7 separate regions of the Mus musculus genome follow, and regions 1, 2, 3, 5, 6 and 7 are each linked to region 4. The links are chromatin loops, found by intact Hi-C in ENCODE. Cell type or tissue: heart. All regions are shown on one strand. Links, peaks and the distances in the headings refer to the core of each region. The heading gives the core; the rest is flanking DNA. Region 1 has its middle 77 kb from the start of Mtbp. Region 2 overlaps Sntb1 (syntrophin, basic 1). Region 3 overlaps Sntb1 (syntrophin, basic 1). Region 4 holds the start of Sntb1 (syntrophin, basic 1). Region 5 overlaps Mtbp (Mdm2, transformed 3T3 cell double minute p53 binding protein). Region 6 has its middle 120 kb from the start of Gm46516. Region 7 overlaps Sntb1 (syntrophin, basic 1).

Evidence for each region. A loop is a pair of places that touch in the nucleus more often than their neighbours do. Peaks named below come from ENCODE experiments on the same cell type or tissue, not always from the same donor. Only the 100,000 strongest peaks of a DNase experiment are listed, where the experiment ranks them.
Region 1: it touches region 4 in a loop (2.0-fold over the local background); 9 of 42 quality-filtered maps call a loop at or near these places.
Region 2: a loop joins it to region 4, with 2.1 times the contacts of the local background. A loop is called at or near these places in 4 of 42 quality-filtered maps.
Region 3: it touches region 4 in a loop (2.1-fold over the local background); 7 of 42 quality-filtered maps call a loop at or near these places.
Region 5: it touches region 4 in a loop (8-fold over the local background); 11 of 42 quality-filtered maps call a loop at or near these places.
Region 6: a loop joins it to region 4, with 4 times the contacts of the local background. A loop is called at or near these places in 11 of 42 quality-filtered maps.
Region 7: a loop joins it to region 4, with 2.2 times the contacts of the local background. A loop is called at or near these places in 4 of 42 quality-filtered maps.

The regions. Positions count from the first base shown.
Region 1 is chr15:55,632,203-55,636,520 of GRCm38, forward strand. It overlaps a transcript of Sntb1 not described here. Among named protein-coding and RNA genes, the nearest start is that of Mtbp, 77 kb to the left of the region's middle. In heart, for the core only: a CTCF peak has its summit at 2,673; no DNase peak of the experiment used is centred there.
Region 2 is chr15:55,704,903-55,709,220 of GRCm38, forward strand. The region is part of intron 3 of Sntb1 (syntrophin, basic 1); the gene reads right to left. Among named protein-coding and RNA genes, the nearest start is that of Mtbp, 150 kb to the left of the region's middle. In heart, for the core only: a CTCF peak has its summit at 1,957 (motif pointing right); no DNase peak of the experiment used is centred there.
Region 3 is chr15:55,842,675-55,846,992 of GRCm38, forward strand. All of the region lies in intron 1 of Sntb1 (syntrophin, basic 1), which reads right to left. Among named protein-coding and RNA genes, the nearest start is that of Sntb1, 62 kb to the right of the region's middle. In heart, for the core only: no CTCF peak of the experiment used is centred there; a DNase peak (open chromatin) is centred at 2,227.
Region 4 is chr15:55,904,195-55,908,512 of GRCm38, forward strand. Sntb1 (syntrophin, basic 1) reads right to left here and starts at 2,755. Exons shown (of 7, transcript NM_016667.3): 1 at 1,830-2,755. The coding sequence starts at 2,397. In heart, for the core only: CTCF peaks have their summits at 1,232 and 2,357; DNase peaks (open chromatin) are centred at 1,147, 1,867, 2,097 and 2,577; H3K4me3 peaks cover 3,094 bases; H3K27ac peaks cover 1,801 bases.
Region 5 is chr15:55,561,498-55,565,815 of GRCm38, forward strand. It overlaps Mtbp (Mdm2, transformed 3T3 cell double minute p53 binding protein), which reads left to right. Exons shown (of 22, transcript NM_134092.3): 3 at 1,206-1,279; 4 at 1,440-1,591; 5 at 3,116-3,174. Among named protein-coding and RNA genes, the nearest start is that of Mtbp, 6.2 kb to the left of the region's middle. In heart, for the core only: a CTCF peak has its summit at 2,483 (motif pointing right); no DNase peak of the experiment used is centred there.
Region 6 is chr15:56,044,820-56,049,137 of GRCm38, forward strand. No RefSeq gene overlaps it. Among named protein-coding and RNA genes, the nearest start is that of Gm46516, 120 kb to the left of the region's middle. In heart, for the core only: no CTCF peak of the experiment used is centred there; a DNase peak (open chromatin) is centred at 2,272; H3K4me3 peaks cover 518 bases; H3K27ac peaks cover 362 bases.
Region 7 is chr15:55,795,414-55,799,731 of GRCm38, forward strand. All of the region lies in intron 1 of Sntb1 (syntrophin, basic 1), which reads right to left. Among named protein-coding and RNA genes, the nearest start is that of Sntb1, 110 kb to the right of the region's middle. In heart, for the core only: no CTCF peak of the experiment used is centred there; no DNase peak of the experiment used is centred there.

The DNA.
Region 1 (4,318 bases), core at 219-4,218, 270 kb before region 4:
TATATGGAATGGTGATGATATGTTAAGCAAAGCTGTTGCCTGAAGAGTCTGCAGTAGAGAGGTTGCATTGGCCTTTTTCCTGTATATGTTTTGTTTATAGAAAAAGATGAAAATGACTTTACCTGGAGGCAAGGATGCAGAACATGAAACAGTTCCACAAAGCCTTGGGTCTTCCATCTACATAGATGTTTTTCATATCCCTAATCCCTGCTTCTAAGCAGCCAGTAAATATCAATGATTAGTGTGAGCTGGAACCTAGAATTTTAGGACCTTATAACTTCTCTTCTGCTAGTCCTGAAGCCTAGTCCTGAGCACATGAGGGAGGTCAGATGGAGTACAACCAGGTACCTGTGTGATAGCCAGCAGCAGCTGCAGACAGGTATATGCAGCATTAAGGAACTCCCCACCCAGGGTACTGCCCCGCCCAAATACAGACACATGAGTGAGCCCAGGCATCTAAACAATAGTGGAAGGGATGGACCAGCCTCATCAGGCCACATAATAATGAACACTAATGCCTTTTGGTGTGCCAAGCCCCTGGGTTGTAAGGCGATTCATTGTAGACAAACCTTGGGTTTCATTCACTTCTACAAATGAACTGTGAGAAAGAAGGTGGCAGAAACTTCACTTATCAAGACTATAGCTGAAGAAAGAGGGAATGGCTTTCTCTTGAATTATTTTGCTTTCCTGTAAGACCCAGAAAGCTTGTAGAAGAAGAAACTCCTATCCCCACCCTCCACTGCTGTACAGATGAGGATTATAAAACAGAACAGCTACAATTAATGAGGCATTATTGAAGGTCTTTCTTGGTCATTGCCTTTGGGTTCTTGTGAGAAAAATAAGCTTTATTCATCCAAGAATTGTAAGTAAAAGTTGCTAAAAATAAAACTGGCTTTCTTTTCTTTCAACATTCCTAGGCTCCAGTCCAAGGCAAGAGAGAATTGCAGCCTTCCGGCCAGGCATGAGAGTAGGGCAGTCCCTGCCTGAGACTGGAGTCATCCTGAAAGGGTTTATGTTTGCCATGCTTTGCCCTCACCCAGCTGCCAAAAAGCTATAGATGGTCTGATTTCACATCAGTTCTTCTGGCTTTCTTTTGTCTTCGCCAAGCTTGCTGTCTTCCCAAATCCCCACCTCCTGCTCTCCTTGCTGTTGCTGTAACACTGATCAATGTCCTCTCTATCGAGCCTTAGATGCTAAAAATAACAATAATAGTAATAATAATAATAATAGTAATAATGTCAGAGGAGACGTTTCCATTACTTTTTCTGATACCATTTAGATATGATGCTGCACCCTCTGTGGACATGGTTTAATTGTTTTAATGAGCTATTAAACTTGCTTCCCTGAGTGAAATTAATTTAGTGTCATTTAGAGGTGTAGGTAAAATAATAACTGATTTATGGTCACATTTTCAAATAGTTCTATTATTCAAAATTTTATGTAAACAGGCTAAAAATTATATTTACAGTTCTCAGAATTTTATCCATATAAAGAGCCCTTAAAAAACAATTTTCAAGTGCACATTTAAGAAGTTCGTGTAACATTGAAGGGATTTAGGTCATACTCGTGATCCTCAGAACCATTTCTCAACAATAATTTGCAGTAGGGCCTATTACATTTTTATAATGTTCCCTTCCAGATATCCTTTTTCAACCAGGAATATCTCCTCCAAGTTTCTATTATTTCTCCATGCTCAGACCCAAGCACCCTATCTGCACCAATTATTTTATTTATTTCTTGTGTGTGTGTGTGTGTTTGAGACAGTGTCTTGCCATATATAGCCCAGTTATTCTTAACAGTTTTCTGTTCGATGTTGTGAGTAAAATTAATAATGCTCCTGAATCATGTTCACTAGAAAACAAAACTTGAAGCAAGGACCAAAGAGATAGTGGCTGATATCCTTTGTCAGATGGGTTGTCCCAAGATGGATGATGAATGTTTTAGCACTATCACAGTCAAGAACCCTGAAAGGAAGATAGAAAGCATCACAGAGGAACTGAGTAGTCCCTCCATACTGTGAACTTTAATTTGCCCTCTTAGATTTCAGTTCACCACAGTTTTTGTTTCTCTCAGTGTTTTAAAGCGCTATCCTCTAAGCAAAACAGCCCCCCTTCTCATCAGCTCAGCCATGCCTACCTGCAAGAGTCTGTCATAAGAAGGATACGGGGAGCATCATTGGACCATCACCTGAGCCTCAATCCAATCCCCTTGCACCGTCTTGCTATTTGTATGCAATTCTGCCCTAATTGCAAGTAGCCTTGGGATATGGAGATACTAGAGCGTATAGGTAGGGAAAGGTTCACTATGGGAAGAAACACCGATGTGGCTATGGGCCAGTCATTATCCGTGCTGAGTGAAGATTTCTCCAGCATCATTCCTGTAAGAAGTTTCTCAAATAATCTTCCGTAAGTCCAAGAAGTTCATTGTTCCTGGGTCAAACCTTGGTGGAATCAGACTTTGGTTGGTTATTAGGACCTGGGAAAGAAGGGTATATTTTGTTCATGCTTCCCCAGGGAAGGGATTCTCACAACATTCAGGCTAGTTCTTTTAGCAACTCTTTAGGAAGCCAGGACTTATACCCTACTGAGTGGCTTTTGATCCAAGTCTGAAAGAACACAGAAAGCCAGGTATGCATCTTCTGGTTGCCTAGCAGGGAAGGGATAGAGCTAAGGGGGGCAGTGTTGTCAAGCAAACAACTGGTTTGCTCTGAGCAGAAACCTTTAGGTCAAGCAGAACCAGCTGTTGTATCTAGGATGGTGCTTCTGGCTCTTCATGAGAACCTTGGGGAAGATTTGAATCTTGCTGCAATTTTACTGATTTTGTCTATGCCAACGCAGACAGAGAACATTCTTATCAATGTGCCAGCTGTTAGTGTACAAGGATACTGTATTGATATACCTCGTCTTTCAGCTGGTTGCAAACACTACAAAGATGATCTATCTACATCAGGTCTTGTGTACTTGTGCAATCCTAGCTCATGGTCAAAAGGTACATGTTTTAAAATTTTTAGGTGTTTGTCAAAGTGTTCTCCAAATTATTGCCAAATACATTTACTAGTGGCTTTACCCAGGCTGGTTGTGACCTTTAGTACTAGACATCTGAGAAGACTTTAATCTTGGTCTCTTTTTTCCTACCAAAATGTCCAATTAAAAGCTTTCTTTGACTTGTTTTACATTTGTTAGTTGTTGTCAGCCTTGACTTGTCTCTGTGTATAGGATGTTGCTGTGGAAGAAAAATCGGACTTCCAGTGTTTTCTAGGGTAAAACAGGGGTCATGACTGAAGGGTAGGCAAATAGAAGTCTTGGTGCCAGGAATGCAAGACCTTTCAAACACCTCTAGCCAGCCAGCAAATGAATGGGTCTGCCTGGTGAGATAAGAAGCGTCCTCCTCATACTGAGAAATTTCAATTTCAGGCTCGATGCACAATGCCAAAGTGTTCAAGAAGAGTTCCCGAGTGCAGCGGCATATGCTACAAGGTCAGTGTGGCCCGTCATGCAGCTCCTGGGACACAGTGTATGTCTAAGATGAACTTAGATGGTATGAACTTTAAAAAAGTTTTAATTGGTGTCTATGCAGCTTGCAACATCAGCATCCTACTGCCATGTTCCTAGCAAATCATACCCCTTATTAGCGCAGGGAGGTGGTAGCACTCGAGAAAACTGCACAGAAATATGCTTCACAGCCTTTAGGTCTTTATAAACCCCAGACTCTATGGTTCTAAATCTAATCTCAGTACTGCTAAAGTTTCAGTTAGTTCAATGACTTCTGAATATCAGCCCATTACATTTATTGCAAGAAATTGCAACAAAACCCAACTACAGTACAATAGAGAATTTAAGTACTTTTGAGCTTGGTGCAGGGGTCACATTTTAGTTAAAAATGAGAGTCTCAAATTGTAGATGAAAAGCTGTCTGAAACTATACTCAAATTAAGAATTTGGGGATAAACATTAATATTTTGGGGAAATCTGTCAACACTTGCTGTGTTGCATAAAATGCTGACTGTGTTTTAAATGGGCTCTGAGTTGCTAGTGGTATTAACTTACCCTGCCAACACTTCTAAGACCAGTCTTGATGGGAAAGAGACATGGCCTGTCTTCACACCCACACAGTCCTCTGAGACTGTCACGAAGCCACCATCCGCTCAGTTCATCCCACGATATACTTAAAATTATAAGCCTAGGCATTGGAGATCTGAGACAAATATTTATTCAGTTTATATATCAATTGTACATGACATTCATAGGGGCTATAACACAGGCAGATTTAGAAAAAAAAAACACTCAAGATACACCCAAAAATTATTTCCATACTTCATT
Region 2 (4,318 bases), core at 183-4,182, 200 kb before region 4:
CTGGTGATATGAAGCTTCCGTGAAGGCAGTTAAAAAGTTCTTTTAACTTTTAATAGAAATTTTATTTTTCAAAACTGACTAGAACAGAAGCATCATTTTAATTGATTCTTGTTGGTTAGCTCTTCAAATTCTCTAGCAATGGTTATAAGGTGCCTATGGTTTAAAAAATTATTTTTTTAAATGTAGACATTGCTAATATCCCTACTTGGTAGATGAGAAAAGATGCTGTTTTATCATAATACACATGAAGCTTCAACCTCAGGACATTTCTCTTGTTAAGTAACTAGGCTGCTATGCTATGTACAGCTTCAGTCTTCAGGCTAGGCAGAACCAGTTTTAGGATTGCCGCCTCCTACCTGGCCTATTGGTAACAGCTTGGAAATAAAATATTTGGTTCTAATACTTCTTTTTTTTCTCTCTCTACTTTTTATTGATTCTTTGTCAGTTTCACATCATGAACCCCAATCCTACTCATCTCTCCATTCTCCCCTGCAACCTCCCTCCCCTAAAGAAGACTTAAAAAAAAAAACCCAAAGTATAGAGAACACCTTGTTGTGCAGTATGTCACAGTGTGTCCCATGGTACATCCTTTTGTCCACACATGTTCACTTGCAAGTGTTTATTACAGTGAGTCACTGGTCTGGTTTGAGGCCTCTGGCTTCCGCTACACTATCAATACTGGATCCATACCTGGACTCCCCTTATTAATCCTGTTGTTGCCCTGTGTCATGGAGATCCTGCAGCTTTGAATCTGTAGGACTGGCCCCTTCACATGCTTGAACAATTCAAAGGTGAGGTAGATTTGGGGTATGCCAACTCAAAGCCTTGAATCTGTGCCTGGATGGTAGCTGAGTTGAGTTGGTCAGCCAGCTAGCTATCCTATGCAAGTACCACCAGGTCAAGCTCTTCAGCACTGCCACCGCCCTCCCTTCCTCTGCTACTTCACTCAAGGTCAATAAGGGACAAGGTCTCTCACTCTCAGGACCTCATACCTGGCTCACTAGCAACATACCACCAGGGCCAGCTCTACTACGCTGTCCAGATGAGGTGCAGGGTCCACTCTCCTGAGTACTGCAGCTGGTGAGGACTCTTAGGCTAGCTCTCCCAACTGCCAGTGATGATGAGAGACAAGGGGACAGAGGGCTTCAGCCTCACACCCATTCTACCTCACAGCAGAGGATCGGTTGGTTCAGCTCTCCTGTGTTCATGCTTTTGAGGCGGCTCAAGCCCACTGCCACTAGGGCCAGCTCTACTGTGCAGCTCAGAGGAGGTGCACAGCCAGCTCTCCCAAGTGATGCAGCAGGGAATATGTCAAGGCAGCTCTCCAGACTGCTGCAGAGAGTGAGGGGTAGGCCAGATCTGTCCAGCTCTTGATATCTCTGTGATCCCCCAGACCAGGGAAGTCCACATGGCCTTTAGTGGTAATATGGGCCACAGACATTGACACAGACTGATGCTGCTGCATGGCCACAGACCCAGACATGGCCCTCAGCAACAGCACAGGCTGGGACTTCACCATAGCCTCAGGTGGCAGGGCTGGCTACCCACAAGAAGCTATTCCTTTCTATCCTCATGTCTCCACTTCCACCTCTCTTCACAATGTTCAAACTTTCTTGCTTCTCTTTCTTTCCCATCTGTCTACCACATACTTGCACATGGTAGTGGCTCCTGTTGCCGGCTGGCCATGTGGCCTTTGGGTGATAGCCTGTGCCCACATAATGTGTGGTGACTACAGGTGGCCTTATGTGTGTCTGCAGCCTGCTTGTGCCACATGGCAGCATGTGGCCTCTGGGTGTCCTCAGTCTGCTAATGCTGTGTGGTATGGCTGCTAAAAAGTTTACATATATATATATGTATGTGTGTGCGCATGCATGCATGCACCTGTGTGTATGTGTGTGCATTTTGCCTGTATATGTCTGTGGACTATATAGGTGCAGTGCCAATAGAGGCCAGAAGAGGGCCTCACCTAGGACTAGAGTTACAGATGCCGTGAGCCACTAAGTAGCTGCTAGAAATTGAATCTGAGTTGGTCCCCCTGGAAGTGCATTTAGTGCTCTTATCCATGGAGCCAGCGCTCTACCTCAATACAATGTCTTGTTACTGGGTCATGGATGATGGCAATTGAATGTACTTAATCCCACAAATCCATACATGGAGAATAATTACTTTTATGTCAGGACTATTTTAACATGACAGTAAGTTTTAAGATTGAAGCAGATATCGAACTAAAGGTCCAGGGCCTTAGAGAGACCTTGTCCTCTGATGCAACGATCCTTAGTCCTTGTTCAGGACTGAAGACTCAGGTCACTACTATGTCAGTCACTGTTTGCTTCCAACTAGACTGACTTTCGGATGAGTGTGTATGCCTACTTCTTTGTATGTATTTATCTGTGTGTATCTACAACATTAAGCCCAAAATTAGTGCTGCTAGTAAGTTAAGGTATCTGAAAGTCCTAGGGGAGAATTATTTTCTTGGCTTTTTTTTTCTGGATTTCTAGTCAAAGGTATAGCACTACCTTAACCTCGGCTTCCACCTTGTGCCTTCTTCTCTTTCATGTGATGTCACCTTTTGTCTTCTTACATATGGTTTAGTAATGGAGCTCACTAATTGCCTAACATGGGTGAGACCCACATTTTATCTATACTGATAACATATCCCACAAATATGTAACTGCACTTAGAACCTACCAAAAGAACCCAGCATTTTCTCATCAGTTGAATCATATCTGCAAATCATATATGCATCAGGTAATTATATATGCAAAGGCTTTTCTCCTTAGAATGTACCACTTACAGGGTATTGACCTGAATAGCCCTGTGAGACATTATTCAGGATTCCACAGTTGTTAAGTACAATCTGACCAGGGAAAGCGACAGTGTGAGTCCTGTTTCAAGGTAGCTTGCAAAGGAGCCAGCTGTGAGGAAACCTTAATCCAAGGCTTAGGCCGGACGTGAGAGCAGGTTTTGATACTTGATTCTTTAACTACTGCCACTTCAAACCAGAAACAAACATTAAAAGTTCATAACAAACCATATACATAATACATGGTAACTGTGAGCTGGGTGGTTCGAGCGCATTTGAATCTTGCTCTTGCCCCTAAACTAGTGAGACATACAAGATGACACTGTACGCTCAGGAATCACGAAGCTTTTTTTTTTTTGTGTGTGTGTGTTTGTTGTTTGATGGTTGTGCTGTAAACATAAATTTTATATTTATTTATGTTCTCACTCAAATCCAATGTGAGAAGTTAACTGTCACTTTTACAGTGATCAAAGCTCTGGGGAGGATGAAGACAATTTTCTGGTTCACCAGCGTTCGAATGGCCACTGAGGGGGAGACCTGCTTCGGTTCCTTTTTTGGCGATTAGGCACTTTAGTCCTGAAATCTGTAACTTGAGGGGTAGTTAGAGGCTTATTGTTTCTCTGTGTGTCAAAGATGATGTTTTAGATATGAAGAGATGAGTCAAATAGTTCGGTGCTCTTTTAAAAATGAGAGCCACTTCACTTTAAACATAATTCTTTTTCCTCTTTGTACGAATAACAGCTATTGAAGAGGATCTTTTTGTGCAGCTAATTAATCTTCCCTTTATTGATCTGGAGCCTAGTTACATGGCTATTTAGAGTTTGTTATAATTCATCAATCTTTACTAATGGCGCATGCACACATTATACTTTTTAAAGAACAGCGGTTGCTTATTAGTAAAATCAGGAGATACAAAGGAGCAAGAAGAAACACATAAAAAACACCACCAAGTTGTAGTTCCCTAAAATTCTGCTGGGATGTTGCAATTCACCTTTTCTTTCTCCCTTCACCTGTTTTCTTTGTGGATGAGAGGATGACTGCAAGTCCATCAAGAGGAAGGACCTGCATTGTCTGGGCCCATGATGCTTTTTGACAAAGAGAGTATGGTAGTCATGATGCTAGGGCTTCAAGACCATATGCAACTTCAGTTACTGGGGACTTAAAAGTCCCTTAGCTGGGATCCAACTGCTCTAAAAAGGGAAGCTTAGACAAAACAAAGGGCCCATGGAGAGCCAGGTGCCATTATTGCCAGCCCCAGGTTAAGTTCCCAGCGGAGCACCAGTACTAATCATCAGTGATGTTTGTGTACATCTTGGGTGTCAGACCCTCCAGATGATCATAGCTCCAGCTGGAGGCACGGGAAGCAGGAAGTTCCTTACAGTGAAACAGCCAACAGAATCGCCAGAGATAAGCGAGAGCTTGTGTTTTTCAATCTATCATCTCACGTCAAAAGCATATCATTAGACATTCTCTGTGTGTCTATTGTTCTGTCAATTTCTCATACGTTTTCCTACA
Region 3 (4,318 bases), core at 216-4,215, 61 kb before region 4:
GAGGGCTAGACTGTTCTTTCCTATACAGTCCAAAGATGAAAGGAAAAAAGAAATAGAAAAGAAAAGGACATGACTGGTCCCAGGTTTCGGCACCAGAAGAATGAGACAGGTATGGGGGAGGAGAAATTTTAATAGTGATATATGGATATATCTATATAAATTTCTATATCTATATATATCTGAATCTCTACATATAGTTATATATCTCCACCTATACATTATATGTATACATATATCTATGTATACATAAAGATATATGTTGAAAATTCCATGCACTGTATCAAAGTATGTTTGAAACAATCTCCTTTGCTCTCACTTCTACACTCAGTTTATCTGGCCCTTTCCTGCCCATCTGCAAGTCTTCCTCTCAGTAGCAGATGCACATTTCCAGTCATTACAAGCACTAACATGGTTGGGGAGTTGAAAGCAAATTACCTAAGCCCACCTGTTAAGAATGATCCTCCTTTCTAAAAAGAGGGGCCTTCCTGAAAGCTGACATTGTACAGGCAGGGCAGGGGGAGGGAGGAGGCAAAGGGGGAGGTTTTCTGGAACAGAATCACACAGACCAGCTTAAACACAAAGATTTTCTTTTATCTAAAAAGGGTTTTCCCCAAGAAGCCTAAGTTTTTCTTCACAAGCATGTAGACTCTAAATTTTAGAGGCCCGTGGTAGATTACTTAGTGGCATGCTGGGGAAACTAAGGAGCTAAAACTACTATTTGTGGGGGAGTTAGAGTGGACTTTGATGTTGGACAGGAAATATTTGGGCATAGTGAAGAAAGAAAAATAAAAGGAGAATACATCAGACAGGTTCTGGGCCTCCAGTGTTTGGACTCGGGAACGGAACACATCTAAAAAGTTGTCATAACAAAAAGACGAATGTTGGGTTCCACACCCTCCTGACATTTACCTCAGCTACTAAGTATTAAATATTTACAAAGCACTTGGGCTTGCAGAGTGCTTCCTAATTCTTCTTAAAAATTTTGCCTTCTGCCCAGATGGTGAGCCCTTGCTATCACTCCTCTTTTATGGGTGGAGGGGAGAGATCACAAATGCCCTGTGACTTATTCAGACCTCGGAGTTGACAGACGTGCCAGAGCTGGCACGAGGAAGCAGCATGCAATTCTGCACAGCCCCAGCCACCAGGGGTAACCAATCTTTTCCCAGGGGAAATCAGCCAATGGCCCTAAGAGAAATTCAACAGGAAGGCAGCTGCCTGCTTCCTTTCTATAATCTGTTTTGCCACAGGCAGGGTGTTTAAGCTCTTTAATGGAAGAGGCATGAGGAAGCCTGGAGGAAGGAAGTGAATATATATATATATATATATGTGTGTGTGTGTGTGTGTGTGTGTGTGTGTGTGTGTGTAGACAAGATGAAGCCCAGAGCACATTGGTCCTTGACCCTTCCATCACCTGCCAATTTATAGCCTGTGGCTTTAAGTGCCAGCATTCAGAGGTAGAAAACAGCCCCTGTTGCAAACAGTTTCCTGCATCTCTGGGGTTTTGTGTTCCATTGGCTGGAAAAGCAATGAAAGCAGATCTTCATAGAATGTCAGGGAATGTGGACCAGTCCTGGCTTAAATGCAGAGTAAGCTATGGTGGAAAGTGGTTGGGTCATTTGTGCTGGAACCTAGAGGACACATCCAATTTGAATACAGGAGGACTGATTGATAGACCAGTCCCCCAAGATTCCTGACCCCCAGCTACACAGCTCCTATATTGGATGACTTTGCACAGTTAAGGGCAGAGATTCTCCAATGTCGAGCCACTGGTTAATTATTTCAAGCCTTATGGGTAGCATATCAGCAACCTTTTCTTTTCTGGACCTTCCTATGGTATCTTCGCAGTCTGGAAGAATGGATTTCCTTCCTATCCTAAGAAATAGAAAACTCCAAGTCTTGGCAGCGGCCACGCCAAGCACACCACCAAATTCTGAACACAAAGCTGTGGCCCTCGGTGGACCTTGCAGAAGGGAAGGTGAGAGAGAGCAACGTATACCATGTGGGTGTCAGGAAGGAGGTCCATGAATCAGCCAAATGCAAATTTCATCCTTATTTCAAAAATTAACCAGGAAGAGAGAATGTACAGATATTCCCCAAGTGTGCAGAGGACAGTCACAACAGTGTAAAGTGGGATAGGAGCAGGGCTACAGGAAGTTCTGCTGAGGTCCTGCGGAAGTCATTAAAGAGGCTTCCACTTCCCCTAAGAACAATTGCAGAGCAATGCAGAGGAGGAAGGTGGCGGCTGCAGAGAAAGGATGTTGCTTCTCCTCAGAGCCCCAGAAAAGCAGGGCGGAAGCAACAGGGCTGTGTCTTCATACCGCATGCAAAAGGAGAGAAAGCTTAGCATAGCAGGACAACGTGTTCTATATTCAGTCCCCTCTCATCCACTTCATGTCTGCTACAGGACACACAAGCACTCATGTGCACACACTCTTTAAAGCAGTTTAAGATAAAATGACTATGATGCTTTTCAGGGTTACTCTTGTTTTATAGTCAGATATCACGAATCAGACTTCTGGAAACTTTCAGGAGTTTGTAAAAAACAAATTACAGAATTACTCTACTGACAAAGACCGAGACCCATTAGATGCACAGTGGTGGCAGCTAGCATTTTGCTCTAACATATGAGGTAAATCTATGAAGGACCATCACTGCTAGTGAGAAACTTCTTGAATTGTCTTGCATAGTTTTGTATATATAAATCTCGAAATTCTTGTGTACAGTCCAGTCTTGAGAAAAATGGAACTAAAAAGAAAAAGGTGTCTGAACACTCTTCCCTGGGTCACTATCATTGCCTCAGCTGCTCTTGCAAGACGGGTGATATGTACAATGTTCCTAACATGGCCACTTGTTAATTGGATATCTTTGGCGATCCCATTTTTTTTTAAATCACAATACAAATTAATAGGTTCACTTTCTCTTTGAATGATTGGTAAGCTGTGTCTGATATTCGTGAGGTATAAACTGGTGACTAGACCAAAGAAGTAGAAGTTCTTTCTGGGTATTTCTGCTCATTGATCCTCAGGGAAACTGATTAGTAGAGACAAAGCATGTTTGGTAGTACCAATGAAGCTAGGTTGCAGGATACACATCTTACAGCCTGGCTGCCTGTGCTTCATTACCATCTGGAGCCTGGTAATTGCATGGAGAATTGAGTTAATTACAAAAAAAACAAGATCAACGCCTGCTTCTTGGTTTCTTGATGGGTGCACCTGATACTTGGTCAGCAGCATCTTTATTAACAGATACCAGTGTTGTAGACCAGAATAAACAACCATGTGAATGGAAGACTGAAGGAGAGATGGTGGTTAGGGAGGATACCTGGGGTTAATAGAGTAATGAAGGTTGGAAGCCTAACAAATGGAATTTGATCTGCAGCATCAGCAGAAATAGTAATTACGGATCTCCTGACAAGGCAAGGCCTCCTTAGATCTATAGATAAAGCATTAAATAACCAATATTGGGTCTGCGGTCTGAGGTACTTTGAAAGGAGGAGGGCATCCTTGAGTGTTCCCGTTGCTCTATTGACAGGTGATCAGGAACCTGATAAAGCTGTTGATAAACCATGAATCACACAGTGTGGAGGACATTTGTTTTGGCACCAAGAATTTAATATCAAAAAATGTCATGGCCCCTTGTGTATGTGATGTCACATATATCTACATACATAATTATGTATTCGTTGGCATGCAGGCAGGTCAGCATGTATCTTGTGTAGGTGTAGACAGACATTAGAGGTTGATGTTGCATGTCTTCACCTACCTTCTACCTCTTTTAGAGACTTGGTATCTCGCTGAACCCAGGGTTCATCAGCTTGGCTAGACTGGATCGTCGCCATGCCTGAACTATCCTCCTATCTCTGCATCCCTGGTACCTGCCCTTTGCAGCTGCATGTGCTTTGTTGGAGTTGTTGGTTTGTTTTGGTTTTTGCAAGACAGGGTTTCTCTGTGTAGCCCTGGCTGGCCTGGAACTCACTCTGTGGACCAGGCTGGCCTCAAACAGAGATCTACCTCTGCCTCCCAAGTGCTAGGATTAAAGGCCACCACACCTGTCTCTAAATGTCATCTTAAATTTCATTTTAAAAGAAAACACTTCTTTCTTTTTTTTTTTTTCTGACTAGCGAATCCTTCAAACAGGAAGCCAAAGTGATGGGAAAAGAATCATGTATTTGCTTTTATCTTCTTCCCTCTAATTTTATTAGGAAACACATCTGATTAATTTAATTCTTGAGCAAAGACAGGTAGACCTCTTATACTAAAAATTAAATTGAGGAGTAGTTATCTGTGTGCCCTCAAGAAGCCACCAGGTTTATTTAGGC
Region 4 (4,318 bases), core at 193-4,192:
CACACACACACACACTCCTTTTTCTAAGATCATTTTCAACTCCAGGTTGTTTCTTAATGTCCTTGGCAAGTTATTATTCATTAAATTCATGAAATATTCAGAGACAGGAAGAAGGGATGTAGTAAAGGACATGCCTGAAGTAAAATATGATTATTTGTCACCCCTTCCATCTGCATTTTCAGTATTGATTACAAACTGAGCAGGCACCCAGAAGTTTATAGTCCAAGCTACACTCTCACAAGATCCCACCTGTCCCTTGTCACCCAAACCAACACATTCTTGATCAAGAATTTTTCTCCTCTTTACTTATGTTAATCATCAAGCCAAACCAAATAGCCTTCTAGGTTCTGGATTCGGGGGCAGTGAATTAAATATGAAGACATCACAAATCTTCTAGACAAATCAAAATAAAATAAAATTAAAAAAAAGAAAAGCCCCTTTGTGTTCCAGGTTAGGAGGCAGACACATATTGCCAGTAGTTTTCATCTGCTGTCACATGCCAAGCAAGTTGGCTTCCCAGAGTCACACATCAGCACGACAGTTGGGTGAACAGGGAACTGATTACATTTTAGTTTAAGGGCTTAAGTCAATCACCACCACGTTATAAAGTCTAGGTTGGAATAGTGTCTCAGTAGCTGAGTTAATTTACTCCCTCAACCTGCATGCATGTCACTGAGGGATACAAGCTCCGGAGAGCCCCCTATCCAAATAAAGGATCTCTGAACAACTCAATCTGTAGTTAGGAAGAAGCTGAGAAAAATCGATGAAATTATCACGCAGTGTGAGTGCCAGCCAAAGTGTGTACTAAGAGTTACAAAGACAGAAAACCAGAGCTGGGGCAAAGGAAACGCTCAGAGTCCCCCACCCCCACCCCCATATTGCCACATCCAAACTGGTACTTCCTAGTCTATACCCATTGGATGATTATAGAGTTGAAGACACCAGATTTTCAGAGAGCGTTTCGAAAGTTCTTCATATTCATGGGCAGGGAAATCTGTTTACAAATGCAGAGTGGATTTCACACTTCTCCAGGAGACACCAGCAGAAAAAAGAAAACACTTCACCAGCTCTCCACCCAGGGGAACCTGGAATCCGGACTGACCGGCTGAACACCCTGCAGTGGAAGTGAACTTGTGCCTACATTGGCAACATCTTTCCCAGCCTTTGGCACTACTCAAAGCTGCACAGCCTCATGGACTCTCTCTGGTGCTGGAGGGAAGGGAAGCAGGAACGGGTGGCTGAGTTTTAGCATTCAAATACTGCCACCTCTCTCTGGCTTTTATTTTTATTTATTTATTTATTTGTTTATTTATTTATTTATTTATTTATTACCTCTCAGGTCTTCACAGCTGGATTGCCTAGGCTGTGAAAATTTTTGCCAAAGTAGAAAAGTACTAGAGCTGCCTAGAGTCAGTGGCCCTGCTTTACAATGTGGGCAGATGCAAATTCCGTCCACTCTCCATTTCCCGGTCCATTTCCCAGACTCCAAATTACATTTGGATTGTCCGCAGATAAAAATATGAAACCACGTGTACCGATAAGTATGAAACTTCCGACACCAGTGCACTAAAGCACTTCATCCAAGCCAGGAAAACCCAGGCACTCCAGTGTTTTAGTACAGCGCCCTGGGTCAGGGCCAAAGTGAAGATGAGTTTGCCCCCAGGTAGTAAAAGTTGTCAAAAAAGAAAGTCGTGCCACTGCTTTTGCAAAACACAGGCACTGTGGGGTTCTAGGGCTTTGGGGCAAGTGGCTGGTGAGTGTGAGTGTGCTGACGCGCAGAAGAGTAAGTGGAACTGCGGGATAAGGCCGGCGCAGGGTTAACCCCTTACCTTCCAGCAGCACTTCCTTGCCTGCGCGCTTCAATGCCTGCACTGCCTCGTCGTGGGTGGCGTCCCGCAGGTCTGCTCCGTTCACCGACAGGATGGCATCGCCCACATACAGGGCTTGGGTCTGATCCGCTGCCAGCCCCTTGAAGATCTTGCTGATGAGTATGGGCATCTTGTTTTCCTTGCCCCCTTTGATGCTAATGCCCAGCCCGCCCAGCTCCTGCTTCAGCACCTTCACGCCCCTCTTCTGGTTTGAGATGGACTCAGGTACCTGCTCCGGGAGGTCGGTGAAGGCGGTGCGGACCCCGGCGGGAGAGTCCGGGGCTTGAGCGACACCGGGGACCGGGTGCCCGGTCCCGGAGCCCCTGCAGAACGAACCATTGGTGGCAGCCCCTATGCCGTTGTACGCCGCAGCGCCCTCCTCGCAGCTCAACACCAGGGCGTCCTCGCTCAAGTTCACCAGAACTTTATGCCAGCGATCCCGCACCAAAACTTCCAGCAGTCCGCTCCGCTGCGCCCGGGCGCCTCCACCGCCAGCCGGCGCAGCCACAGCCGCTGCCGCTACCGCCATCTTTCCAGCATTCTTAAAATGCCATGTGATTGCAAACGGGGGAAAAGTAGAGAAGGGGTGAGGATGGGAGGACTCAGGGTAACCGAGGCACGGAAGAAGCAGATGCCTGGCAGCGCGCGCTCAGACCCCGGACTCCACTCCCCGTGTTCGCGGCTGCGCCGGGCGCCAGTTGCAGCGGCGGAGCTTGTTCCCCCTCGCCTGATCCTGGGCGGGGTGGAGCAACCTAAAAGAAGACGGAGAGCCCTCGACAGGGGAGGAGGGAAAAAAGCCAGCTGCCAGTTGCAAAACCCCAAACCGAGAGGAGCCTAGGAGCTGCGGAGCGGCCAAGTGCTGTAGAGAATCGGTAGGAGGAGGCAAGGGCGGGGACCCGGAGCCCCAGCCGCTCACCTGTTCGCCACTGCAGCGTCACACTCCCACGTCGCGCTGGCTCAGACCCGGGTGCCTCAGTTCTCAGCCGCACCTTGCCGCAGCTCCCCCAAACCTACCGGGTCACAAACCACTACCCCAACCCCGCCGCCACCCCCTTTTCTTCTCAACCCTCTATTTTCGACGGGTTTCCACACTCACCTTTAGTAGGTGCGCTCACTCTATCCTCTTGAGTCAACTCCCCTCTCTCCTCCCGCAGGTGTTTGAAGATCCAAGTCTTCCTCAAACCAGACCTTCGCTGCCTCAACTCAGTCTCCCTCCACCCCCATCCCAGGACTCTGGGAAGGAAACTACAGAGAGAGAGAGAGAGAGAGAGAGAGAGAGAGAGAGAGAGAGAGAGAGGAGGGAGAGGGAGAGGGAGAGGGAGAGGGAGAGGGAGAGAGAGAGAGAGAGAGAGAGAGAGAGAGAGAGAGAGAGAGAGAGATCCTAGGCTGTGCCAGAAGTCAGGGGAAAACTGTCACAAGAACATAGAATGAAGCCTCATCAAGCCACGTACTCCTATCCTCTAAGTCAATGCAAGGCATCTTTTGGGGGAGTTTGAAGACAAGAGGGCTTTCTTTCAGTACCTACCCTGAATTTCAACGGGGCACTGTCTGCCTCATCTTCAGGACACAGTGTCTAACTCAGTGTCTGCTCTTTGCATTGCTCCATACTTCCCCCAACCCCATCCCCGTGCCAGCCCAAACGCTTCTCAGGGCTCCCTCCTTTGTTCTTAGATTCCATATAGGAAATGTCTTCTTTAAAAGCTAAGAATAGGTTTGTTCTCCAAGTTCCCTGAAAACTGCTTGTTTGGCTCTTAAGCTGCTCTGTCCCAAGGTGATGGCATTGTAACTCTTGGTTCCGTTCCTAGGCCAATCAGGAAATGCCACCTTAACTGTAACCCAAGCCATGGCTGAACATCCCAGAGTTCTGCTAAGCAGGTCCCACACAGTTCACTTAAACTGTGTTAAGACTTACTGGTCTTCCTGCTGTGCCCTCTCCTTTCTCCAGATGACAAAATAAAAAGCAGAATCTGTTAATTCTGGAAGGTGAAGCTCCTGATAAGATGCCAGTAGGAAGAGGGTCTTCTGTAACATGCATGTCATCACCCCACTGTGATGGGTATTTGCAGCAAACAGCTCTAGTTCTTTCCAGACTTACTTAATCAAGGATACTTAAAAACTCTCAGGAATCCCCGTGAAGTCCCTGACAGGGATTACAGAACTCAATGAAAATACTTGAGACTTTCTTGAGAAACTGAAGTCACTACAGCTCACACAGGGTGTGCCACTGTCCTGCTCCTGTAAGTTTTAACTTTCTATACTTCAAAAAAAAAAAAATCTTCATTTTTTTTTTCATGTAAACCTGCCCACAACAGGGACAGGAGCCCAGGAAGTTCTTCAGTCCTTCCTGTTGGACTGGGTTAGCCAGGGAACTAACACAGCTGGCACCACTGTTGGAAAGAAACCTGAGAGAGAGAGAGAGAGAGACAGAGAGAGAGAGAGACAGAGAGACA
Region 5 (4,318 bases), core at 111-4,110, 340 kb before region 4:
GGAAGACAAAAAAACAAAACAAAATAAAACAAACAAATCTCAAGAATCCAAGTATTCAAGGAACATCATTTTTAAGAGATGCCAGAATTAGTGCCACAGATCCAACTGATGTAAGGGGAAAGTAGCCACACACTCACAGCAGTCACCATTGAGTCTTCTCTGATTTATGCTGAGAGATTAAATATTAACAAAGCTAAAAATTAATAAGGTCGTAAAAAGTCAGTTATTAGCGACTTCGAGTACAATTTCAGTGGCATGTGTGGAACGAAAAATCCACTAACATGCCTTTGAAGGGTGTAACAAAGCTAATGAGGAAGGGACCACCACAGGTAGGCAGCATTTTCAGGGGGGCTATAAAGAGTGACGAAAGGGATTTGCAGTCTTTGAACACGAGCAGCTAGGACTCCATTGGGAAGTACTGCTTTGAGGAATAGGTTTGCGGTTTTCAATAGTGAGGGGGGTGGCTTGGAGTGCCTGGGCTGGGATCATTTTGAGGAGTAGCCTTGGAGAGGAAGGTCAGTACCTCTTGCCTGTTGGCAGGAAGGAGCGAAGGAAGACCTAACAAGAAGGTCCATTTCCCACAGGGACTAATACTCAGTGGTTCCCAGTAAGGAAACATGATTTTGCTGAGCTCAGTGGAAGAAAAGTTTCAGTTGACACTCAGCCCCTTACCTTGCTCCCACAAGTTAAACTCACGGTTCACTCTTCCTTTGGAGCCTCGAGTCTGGTTTCTCTCCAAAGCTCTCAATTTCGTTTGGCTCCTCTGAGATATGCTTCAAGGTGACCTTTGAGTTCACTCACTCTCTCTCTCTGTGTCTCTCTTTCTCTAGTTTATTTTATGGTATTGCATTTTCCAGGTAATTTTCCATTTGCCTGTGACCAGGTAGAACCATGCCTGCATGATCTTTGGAGAAGGAATTGGTTTTACTTAGTGGCCTACTGGTTTTGTGTCACCCAGGCATAATTGAGTAGCCATATTTTCTTAAAACATCTTTATAGTAGATCTTAAATGATTAAAAAATATGGAGTTTGAATTAATGCAAGCTAATAATTTTTTAAAGCAGGTTGGATTTTTGCAAGAGATTTATAACTTGGAAAACTATAGACTATGTTAAAGAATTATACAATTCTCTAAATAGTAATCGTTACACTGACTGCTTTTTCATTGTCTGCCTTTCTTCTAATAAGTGTGATTTGTTTTCAAGCTTGTTCAGTGGGTGGCACACCTCATTCCAGGAAGTGGTTCTTTGCGGTGCAAGCAATATGCGGATTTTACCAGGTAATAGCTGTTAGTGAACGCATTACCTACTCTAAAGAATTTCACGAATCCACTCTGTTTAATGCCGCCTTTTGATTTGTTGGTTTTGCAATAGCTATTAGGAAATGTCTGTGCTATAAATGATGACGTGACTCCATTACTTACCATCATTTTCTATTAGTTTTGTAGTTCTGATTGGCAAGAGATACATTTTGATGCTGAAAAAGATAAAATCGAAGATGTTCTTCAAGCAAATATAGAAGAATGTCAGAGTGCTGTTGAGTGTTTTGAAGAAGATGACAGTAATAGCAGGGAATCCTTACCCTTGGCTGAGTATGCTTCTATGCCTATACTGCCTTGCAGATGTTTAACAGTACCCTGTTGTTTTGAGACAGGAGGGAAAAGATTGGATATTTTAGCAACTATAGTAGGGGATTTTTAATCAACTGCAATGGCCAATACTTCAGTTTTGGAAGACAATGGGCAGGTTAGACCTCTCATCTAATTGATACCTGAAAACATTTAAGTTCACACAACTGTAGAGTGCTGTTGGTAATGGCTTATCATTTTTTTGAAGATAAATTCTGCCTGATCCTGTGTTGTCTTGACTAGGGGAGTTATTTAATGCTAGCAGATAACACTCAAATTGAAAGCACACTGTGTTTTTGGCCTCTGAGACTGAAATGTGGGACTCCCCCCCACCCCCCAATTTATATGCCTCTTCAACATTTCTGATACTTTTTGTAGTCTACAGAGTTTCTGAGGAATATCAGTTGACGTCACTTGTAAGTCTCTTGAATCTTGTTAGAATGGAAGATGATCCCGACACTAAGTTGTGATAACCTCTTTCTTCCTAAGACATTCCATTTCTGGCTCATTGTTAAAGTCTTTCCTTTTAGCGTTTGTCATGTGACAGGAAATGCTTTTGTTTTGTTTTAGTATTCATTGTATAGGCTTTAAGAATCTCTTCTTACTGGTTTCACATTGTGTTGGTTAATGCAGGAAGCAGTGGGAAGAACTGTGGACTAGTAGGAGTTAGAAAGTACTGTTGACTGTGTGAGGCAAAGCCAGGGAATTAGCTCATCTAGTCTTTTGTTTCCTCATTCACCAAGTGAGGAAATTCTTTTAGGTACTTTCTCAGACACCTTCACTGAGCCTTAAAAAGACCTTATTGATTCCTGTTTTACCACTGTGAAAAAATAATGTGGCGCCACCTTATTTCCACAAGAGGGAGCCTGGAAACAATAGTGAGCCTAACATGCTTTCGGCTTTTGTTTCAGACAGTGTCACCTTATGCGGAAGGATTTAAATACTTTTATCCTGTATACGAACTTCTTTTAAGAATAGAATTTCACTATCTGAATAAAATATGTAGGTTTTTAGGAATCTGGGAAAATGTCATATTCTCAGGGAAGCCTTAACTAACTCAGAGAAGAGCAGTGTCCTTTATTATTAAAACCTGCTGCTGGCTTGTTTGGGAGAGTAGAAAAGTGTTTGGTCTGTTATTTATGTTGAATATATAAAATATAAGTTGGGGTCTTTGTTCCCGTTATTATTATCGTTGGTTCTGTTTGTGTTTTACATGTGGGTAAGAGCTTGTACTTGCAGGTTGAAATAGGGCTTTCACACATAATAGGTACATGGTTTTGGGACATTTATTTAAAGGAAAAATACTAATCTTAATGGTGCCTGGGTTTGTCAGCTAAGTCAAATAAGGTAATGTGTCTAGCATGTGTGACTGTAGCACATAGATCACTATTGCCTATTATGATTATATGATATAGAGGCATAATTATGCATATTTATATGTATATTTGTATAGGGCATTTTTCCTCTAACTGTATTCTTTCATTGTAGCCTATATGAAGAATCAGCAGAAAATTTGCATCAGTTATCAGACAAGCTTCCCGCTCCTGGTAATACAATAACTGTTTTAGATCATTTGTATTTCCTACTTTTGATGCGTGAGTGATGGATTCAGCATCTTCAGTAGAATCCCAGTCCTGGAACTCAAGGACAAATTGCTTTTTAAAGGAGATTGTCAGGATGACACTCCTTTATGGTGCCGATAGCGTACACATCACCAAATGGAATGCCCTGTAGTAGGGTGAAGCTCTTGGATCAGCAGTTTTAAAATAGAAACCACTTTTTCTTCCTAAAACAGGAAGCATATTTTATAAAATACTATACGATATTACCCTTAAACACTTTTTTTTTTTGGTCCGAGTAGCTTTGCTTTGTATTACTCAAATAGTTATTGGCAAAATTCAGTACAGTTTGGTATTCATAAATACTTTTGCATTTTTTAATGAATGTGTCATTATTGAATCCCACTTATTTGCTGTACGTTTCTTTGCTATCTGTGTAGTATGTCATGCACTGTCCTGGGAACTGAATATACAGTGGTGTGTAAAGCTAGATAGTGATACAGGATGGCACAACTACAATTCTTACGTTCACGGAGCTGGTATTTACAGCCAAGTTTACTACAGAGTCCGGTATAGAAAGTAATGAAGGCTTTGTGAGATGGCTCAGTGGTAAGGGCCCTGGTTGCTCTTGCAGAGGGCCTGGGTTCAGTTCCTGTCACTCACATGGCAGCTCCCAGCCATCTCTAACTCCATTTCTGAGAACTCTAGTGCTCTCTTTTGCCTTCCACATGCATTAGAAATGCATATTCATGTGTGAATTTAAAAAATGAAAAAGAAAATAACAACGTATTCACAAATAAACATTTTTGCAACCTTTTCACCTAAGGATTGAACCCAAAGCCTTGTACATAAAAAGTTACCCTTCAGCCCATCAGATTTCTTTCAGTGAAATGTATTAGTTCAAAAATATGCACTAAAATTTTATACAGTTGCTATTTTTGTCTAATTAAATGCCTTTGGTTATCAAATTTTTGTTTGGTTTTCATTTTATTTTCTGGTCTTTCAATAAGTTTGTAATTTCATGTCATTTAAACTGGTGTGAAGTAAAACCTCCTTTCTCAGAGTCTAATGGTGCTAATTTAATTTGTTACACTGAATGCTTTATTGTCCTTTAAGAGACATGATTTATTTG
Region 6 (4,318 bases), core at 139-4,138, 140 kb after region 4:
TAGCATGCGCTATTCTTTATAAAAATTACACATTTCCTCAGTATGTCTTTTGGGGAAACCAGTAAGTGTGTCTGTTCTGAGAGAAAGAAACTCTGGGTTCTGGGAACATGAAGTCTATATTTTGTTTCTGTCTGAAAGGAATCAGGTTCCTTGGAAAAGTGATAGATTCTATAGGTGGGGCAGAAAATATTTGTGATGAATGTGAAATCATGATCAGAATATGTGTTAACCTCAAGAAGCCCCACTGGCTCGAGATGGAGAGAAGAAGCCCCAACATTTAATGCACCAAATATGGAAAATGGGAAAGAGCAAAGGTCCTTGGGAGGGTGTTGGGCAGCAACCTACTCTTTGGAAAAAAAAAAAAAATAAAGAGTAGAGCATTTATCGTACCGCTTATTTGTTTTTCTTTTGTTTTATATCACTCAATTGAGGAGGGGGAAACTCTTCCTTCAAATTCTTCTGGCTAACAGATTTTGCAGGAACGACATAGAATGTCTCCACTTTGCTAATTCTAAAGGATGCTGGACCTAGACAATGATCATCCATGGACCACTAACTAATGAGTGACAGGAACCCTGACCATGGAGGCTTATCAGATGAACATTTTCCCTGCTCACTGATCAGTTCTAACATCAGCAAGTGGGGAGAGCTGGAATCATGGGAGTCCTGAGACAAATACAACTGAAACGGGGTCAGATCCTCCCTACACAGAGAATAAACTCTGTACTCTAATCACACGTTTGTATTAATTGTGCATGGTCACAGAAGAATAAATTATTTGACAGTATAGCATCAGTGCACCTATTATTTGAAACGTTCTATGGCCCAAAATTTCCATTTTCTTTTCAGGACAGAGGAACACGTGCATGGCAGAAGGCCAAGGGGAAGTACTATGAACCCCCAAGGACAGGGGAGACTGACACCAATGAGCTCAGTGGATCCTGAGCTGAACAGTCCAGAGGGAAAAGTGCATTTTGGAGGACACTCGGGTCCATTTGAAAGATGGCTTGCTTATCAGATTGTATACCATGATTATTAAATGTATTTTGCGTGATAGTGAGCGAGCTCTGAACTCTGGTCTACTAACAACACACAATGGCAGGCCTAGAGTTAAAGAGACACAGTATCTGGGCTAAGCTTATTACAAACACAAAACGATACATGAAACAAGGTAGGTCTGATTCAGACTGGGCTTTTCGGTTCCTATAGAGCATTCTTTGAGGGGTCACTTGAGGTGAGAAAACAGAATTTGGGTAAAATGAATGCAAAAATAATAAAAGGGAAGCTATGCTTAGCAGCATTGTCTTTGACGGGTAGCTATTTTGGCTAATATTAGATTATACTCAAAAGTACCAGAAATACCCCTATTGCCCACGTCAAGATAAGGACTTCATTGTCAAGGCCTACCAGTTCCTTGAAGAACTTCCTTCTGCTTCAGAAACCATCTTGATTACTGATGAAGAAGACAGGGCAGTGGGGTTTGTGTCTCTGCTTCTGTGGCAGCTGTGTTATCATGTCCTTTCTGTTCTCATTAGTCAACCAGAGCCGACTATTGGTCAAGAGAACTCTACCCAGCTCAGTGGAAGTTGGTTCCTTTAGGACAACCCACTGTTTTTTCCTTTTTCCTTTTATTTTTCTTCTTCTCCCAGGAAAGTCTTCAGATATTTTATCTAGTTCAAATCTCATCAATGGGAATCCCCCTTTCTTCCCTTTTGTGCGTTATCCTTGAGTTTATGTAAGGTGAGCAATTTTAAGTCCTCCTGAATGAAGCAATCTGGGCTAAAGTTAGAAAAAAAATATGAGAGAGAGAGAGAGGGGGGGGGGGTGGGGGGAGAGGGAGAGGGGGGGAAGGGAGGGGGAGGGGGAGAGGGATCGTATTGTCCAAGGCGCCTTCAAATATGCTCGCACAAACCACGTGACACAGACTCTTTGCTCCAGTAGGTTTTTATCCTTCTTGTATCATTAGAACAATCAAACTCTAGTGTTAGACCGACAGAAGATGGCAATGTATTAGTATTTCCTCACACTCTGCCTAGAGGGAATTTTGACCCCAGAAAGCAGTTCTCTGGCAGGAAACAGTGGGAGAAGACATGAAGTGAGACAATAGAGAGGATTTTCCAGGCTGTTTATCTACCCACCACCATGTTTTCCTGGGCACAGATCTGAGCCCTTAAAACCAAAACAACCTAGACTGAAAAGGTAACACAAAACATTCCCCGCGGCCATGGCTACGCAGTCCCTTGGTATTGCTGCCATCTATTGGCACCAGGTGGTAACACCGGACAAAGTGAAGCCCTAGGGTGTTTGGTGTTTGTTTCCCTGAATACCAATGGTCCCACAGGTAGAACAGACTTACTTCAGAGAGGGCGGATCATATGATAAGACTTTAGTGGTGAAAATATATGTATGTGATATATATTCTTGAGAAGGGCTGTGCGTTTGTGCTATCTTAACGTGCCCCCAAAGGGCTCCTACCAGCTGAAGAGACTAAACAGGGTAGGATTAATACCCACGAAAGCCAGTGGAATAACCTTCGCAGTTCTTCTGTGTTACAGCAGAGAATCCCATGGCCCTTTGCGGCAGGTTTTAGAGGATGGTAAAGATTTGTCCCATCTGAACGATTACTGTAAGTGTTGGGTTGTACTAAACTCATCATTATTTGAGGAAAGTGGTCTTTATTCAGTTTCTGTCTGTGTACCCAGTGGCTCAAAGTCTCTAAGCCATAGGGATTTTCTTGATCTTAGGACAGAGTCATGAGAACCTCTGGGTAAAGTGTTAGGACTATCACCCTACAGTGCATTTTCCCACTCTTCTGGATTCAGGCCAACAGTTAACGTTAATTTTTAATGAAATGACCTAACATATTTTAAAACAATTACAACTTCTTTGATTAGTAGGCAGCTACAGCTTGTGCTTCTTGGCTGTCCTACCTGAGCTTGGCTACCACTCTCCGGGGGGACTCCCCAGGTTTAGTATGTGGCTTGCCTGTGTCATGACACTGGAGACTCCTGCCACAGTTCAGGAGGTATACTGGGGGACATAGAAGCTACTTCAGAAGGAGGGGAGTCATTTAGGCCTTCTGTCTCCATGTCTCCGTTGTAGTTTATGTATATTCATTTAAGAAGCTTTTATGGATGAAATGACCTAGCATTAATTAAACTTATCTTTACAAACAAGATGAGGCGATTCTAATTGAAAAATTTGCTGATTCAACAGAATAAGTAATTACTAAAACCTTGTACCTAAAAATGAAATCAAAGTACAAATAATAGATGATATCAAGGAAGATGGAGAAGAAAGTTCAGAAAAGTCCACACTACTGTAGGTCCTGGTCAGTTTCTGGATAAGGAAAGAAATCCAGGTTAAATCAGGTGAGTCTGTGGGCCTCCTTAGAGATTATAGGGAATCCCCAGGACAACTAGCTGCAGCCTCAGATGATAAGATACACTCACCGTTAATTGTTGAATGAATATACCTTTATTCCAGAAAAAGTCCACTTATATGTTCACTGTAAAAGACATATCCAAGTCGCAAAACAGTACGGTTAGTTTCTGTAAAATGGCCTGAGTAAAAAACACACCAAGAAATTAATATTAAAACTAAAGATAATTTAGCATTATTAACATTAGGTAAAAAAATGAAATAATAAACTAAAATCTGAGAAGTTTGACCCTGGTAAATGCTGACAAAGTAAAAGTATGTAATACTCAGGGGTATTTTACAAATTTAATAATGTAGCTTTGCAAAGAAGAAAGCAAGAGCCCAGTACTACAAAGGACAAATTCATAATTCTACTCTCATTATAAGATATTTTAAGAAATTTACCTCAATACATTTTAAAAAGACAGTGATCAACAATTAAAAAGAAAAAAAACGAGATTTATACACACAATTAACACACAGAACCCAATACTTTCTAAGCATTCTTTACAAGCTTATAAAAATGGATTTCGTAAGGCCCAGTAATTGATAACAGGAAGATTAAGATCTTTGACCACAGTAGAATAATTAGAACATAAAAATAAGCAGGTGGCTCCCCAGACCTACACTTTCCAGAATAGGTACTTTTCAGGAGAGCGGAGTTTGGGTGGTAATCCAAGCAGTCTAGGAATCAGGCCAGTGACAGCATAGCCACTAACTTCACCCTAAGCTGCATGAAGCCATGTGCCTGACCAGGCCGTCTCATGGTGAGGGAGGGCATTTGCTTTTAGCTTAATGGTCCCTTGTGACAGAAAGAGTGCCATCCATCAGAGGTGCCGATCAGGTACCAGAGGCTCGTCTGTGGACTATGAGCCTCCGTGATCAGACTGCAGAGGTG
Region 7 (4,318 bases), core at 110-4,109, 110 kb before region 4:
AATACAGAAGAGAAAAAAAGATGGAGGAGTCACAAGGGAGGACTGGAGGTCACAAGAAGGTGGGAAGATGATGGAGCTAAAGAATGTACTAAATCTATAGACTTTGTCTATATGGTATTTAATACCCTAATTACGCTAATTTAAAAAATAAAAAAGTGACTCATTTCCCTATTTCTGCAGACAGTAAAATTGTGTGGCTTTGTTGTCGAATTACACTTACTGGGATATAGGATATTCTGGTAGCAGTTGGGATAGAGGTTTTTGTTTTGTTTTGTTTTGTTTTGTTTTGTTTTTGTTTTTGGAATGGATTCTTATCATTCAAATCATTCAATCTGGCTGGAGATGAGAGTGATGGCTTCAGAGGGAGACTCAAGAATGCTATGTGGGTAAATGGCATTTGAACTCAGCCTTAAAACATGAACATCATGTTAAGAAACAGAAGGATCATGACTGTCCTTTTATATAACACACCCTGATTTGTAACTCTGATCACAATTCCATAGCAGAGAAAAATTTGGTGTTGGTTTGCAAGAAGGATAAGAAAAAACATTTGTAATGCACTCAATCATGAGCAGAATATTGAACCAGGTTACTTACACATTGTCCTATAGTTAATCTTCACAATTACTATTTAAGGACTCACTTTATATTTGTTAGGGAATCCAGGGTCTGTAGACAAAAATATCTAGGCTACCATTCCTTCATTGAGTCCATGTGCCCATAGGCAATAAAATATAAAAATATAGTTATCATTTTCAGAAAACCTTTGTAAGATTTTCCTACTTCTACCAAACACATAGGTCAGTGTTCATATATACATCAATCATTCATGCTTAGAAGTTTGTCATGTAGGGGGTCACATGGCTAGCAATTGATAGAGCGTTACTTTGTTTATCCAGAGATGCTCTTTCATGATATCTGGCTATGCCACGTAGATGAAAGATGCACAAAAGTTGAGAAGTTTGGATTTTATTTTAGATAGTAGCAATAATGATTATCAGTGAGCAATACAGTGGTCCAATCACTGGCCAGTTGTAGAGAGAATTCCTGGAAATGAGACTTAACTGCCTAAAGAAAAATATATTAAACATAGGCCTAACATTTTTGAAGGCACAAAGGATTACCGTCATTGATAATCCAAGCAATATTCTAAATATCCTGCTTAAGCATGAAAAATTCTAGAAATATGTGGCTTAGTCCACTTGTGGGGCAGAGCTGATAACATATAAAAATCTTAGCCTAAAAGCAAATACTTGCCAAGTACCCACTTCTTATATGGTACATAATTAGAGTAATTTACATAGAAAAGATAGCACAGCAAGGCCTTGAGGAACGTTTGCCTTCTTGGGAATAATATTTAATGTAGAGTGATGCTCTTAACCAGCCAGTAGAATATAAAGACAGAGAGAATACAGTAATAAGTAACTATGATGATCTAAATTTTTGCTCATTCACCAACATTTATCAGTTTATTTTTACATACAAAGGATTGTGCAGCCTGTGAATGATACAGAATTATCCTGATTGGAAGATATTCAAAGTCCAGAAGAGAGGAAGCTTGGAGGAGCAGGTGACAAGGAGATTTGTGTTAAATTTTAAGCCTGGTTTAAGGAGGTACCACAGTGCACAGGTCTCTAGCTTCCCAACAGTATCAAAGGATTATTCTTTATGGAAGAAAACAATTTCATCCTAGGCTGCAAAGAGTGCTGAGGACCGTTTCCAAAGGCAATGAGCTGGTTCAAAAAATCAAAGAAAATGTGGCACACTAGGAAACAAGATACCCGAGTATAAGCAATTGATGGTAGCAACAGCTATATGTACTTAAAACTTAAAAGAGGGTGGAAAAATAAACAGAAGTTTGAAAGAGTTTTCCAGAGAACAGTTAAAGAAGTGACCTAACTAGTTAAATTCAAATAAGATGTCTAGTATTATAATTGATAATGATAATAATAATAATAATAGTAATAATATAACAATAGTAGCAACAAGATAAGTAGTCCACAAATTAAAGCTACATTAGAGACACACACATCAGGAGGAAATAGTGAATAATGAATTACACAGAGAAGATGGCTCAGTGGATAAGTGCATTCTACAGATCACCTACATTCCATTCCCAGTGTCCATGCCTGGATACTGTCTATAGCTCCAGTTCCAGGGTGATTCGATAACTCTGTCCTACATAGATACATGGAATCACATACATTTACCTCTATACAGGCACGTACATACATACACACAATAAGAAATGAAAACGTTAAAAAATTACAATGGAGCACAATCTTTTAAAAACGATGCTAAATGTTGACTACAGATTAAGAAATATAGGACCAGAAAGATAGATCAGATGCTAAAGGGTAGGTACACAACCAAAAATAGAAAATTAAGAGAAATGAAGGATAAACTGTAGAACCAGAAGAGTAGAGTGGGAATCAATTGGCTGAGAATAAGAATTTTCCATATGGAAATGTGCAGAGCCACAAGGTCTAGAGATCTTGCCTTGGTTTTGTCAAACAAGACCAGACCTGACAGCTTCAACCTCAAACTGAATAGAAGTCATGTGCAATTTCTTCCTTACCCATTGAGTTGGCTTAACAGTTCCCCTTTCCCTTTGTGTATGTGCCTCCCCAGAGCCGTTCAGCTGGCACCTCTGGATTTTACTAGTATTGCATACGAGTGTCAACAAAGTTCCTAAATAAATCCTGATATCTCTGGCAGACAAATGTTCCAACCAAAGAAAGAAATGAGTGCAAGGTGGAGTGGAGAAAGTTGCAAGGCCAGATAGCCTGGTATTATGCAGTGGCGGAGAAGAAGAGACCCCTAGCTCAGCCAAGACCAACACCCAAAGCTGTCTACTGACCTTCGCACACATGCATGGCCCCTACATTCATAATACTCAAAGGCTTGCGTGCACCACCCCCATAGCCTTTGTTCAGAAATCCTGCTTCAACAACAGAAACATAAAACACTTTCTATTATTAATGTTCCTCTGTGCTGGGAATGTAGCACAGGGTCTCATCCATGGTAGGCAAATGTTCTATACGGAGCTCCATCCACAGCCCTTAGATCTTGCTTCTGTTTGGTAAGCATGGAAAGAAACAACATATTCTTCTGTAAAACTAATATAAGAGAAGGCCACTGGATTTTGCTAGCAGTCCATGATTTCTCACCAGAGGAAGTAAGGGCAATCCAAGGTACCTGAGGCCACAGAATTTCTACACGATGGCTAAGTACTTGAGTCCTCTTCAATCCCTCATTGAGGCCTGAGACCAAGGACCCCTATGTGGAGAGTAAGAATGGTATAGAGACCTTTGGAGGAGACACAGTAGTGGCCCTGACAAGGACAAAGAACATGCGAAAGCTTTCCCTGGTTCTTTTTTATTCTAAAACCATTACACATAATCAAGTAAGTATGGTCTAACGAAAAGAAAGGAAGGTGTTACCTAAGTCTGAACTTGTCTGGGCCAGGTACCCCAGATGAATGAATTGAATAGAAAAGACTATTATGAATCTAGCAAGTTTGGAATTGAATAAAAGATTTAGTGGGGCTACTCTGCTTCCCAAAGTGCCAAGAACTCTGGATTCTGCCGTCTTCTTCATTGCATTTTTTTTTTTTACCATACCTCCTGATAATTTAAAACAGATGCCTGAGTTCTATCTATTGAGACCCACATCCCATGAAGACAAAAGGAAAATGGAAAAAGAATAACTTGTATCTTAGTTTCTTTTCCTGTTGCTGTGATAAAAACCGCCTGGCAAAAATCAACTTAAAGGAGAAGTTATTTGGCTCACTGTTGCAGTTAAGTTGAAGCAGTGGGAGCATAAAGCAGCTGGCTGCATCACATGCACAGTCAGGAGAAGAGGAACTGGATGGAAGCATGCATGCCAATGGTCAACTGAATCGCAGCTCTTCCTTCAGTGTCAGGGCGAGCCCATGAAACGGTGACGCCCATCTTCAGTGTGGCTCTTCTCATCGCAGTGCACAAAACCAAGAAAGTCTCTCACAGGCATGCTCACTGCCCACCCATTTCAGACCATTCCCCATTATGACGTCCAGGTGACTCCACATGTGCTAACTGAAACAACCAATATACACACCACCCTTCCTTTAACTCCACCTTCTAGACACCGCCGAACCATTTTTGTTTACAATGTACTGACTAAAACTTAAACACAACCACATCTAGATGAAAAAGCAATTCCTTATTATGAGTACCTTTGGCCACTTAGCTGAAAATTGGGGTGGAAGGAAAGCCATTATTGTGGAAGTATAAGAAAATGGATGCCAGATGCCAGGGTCCAGCTTTCAGGGCCTATC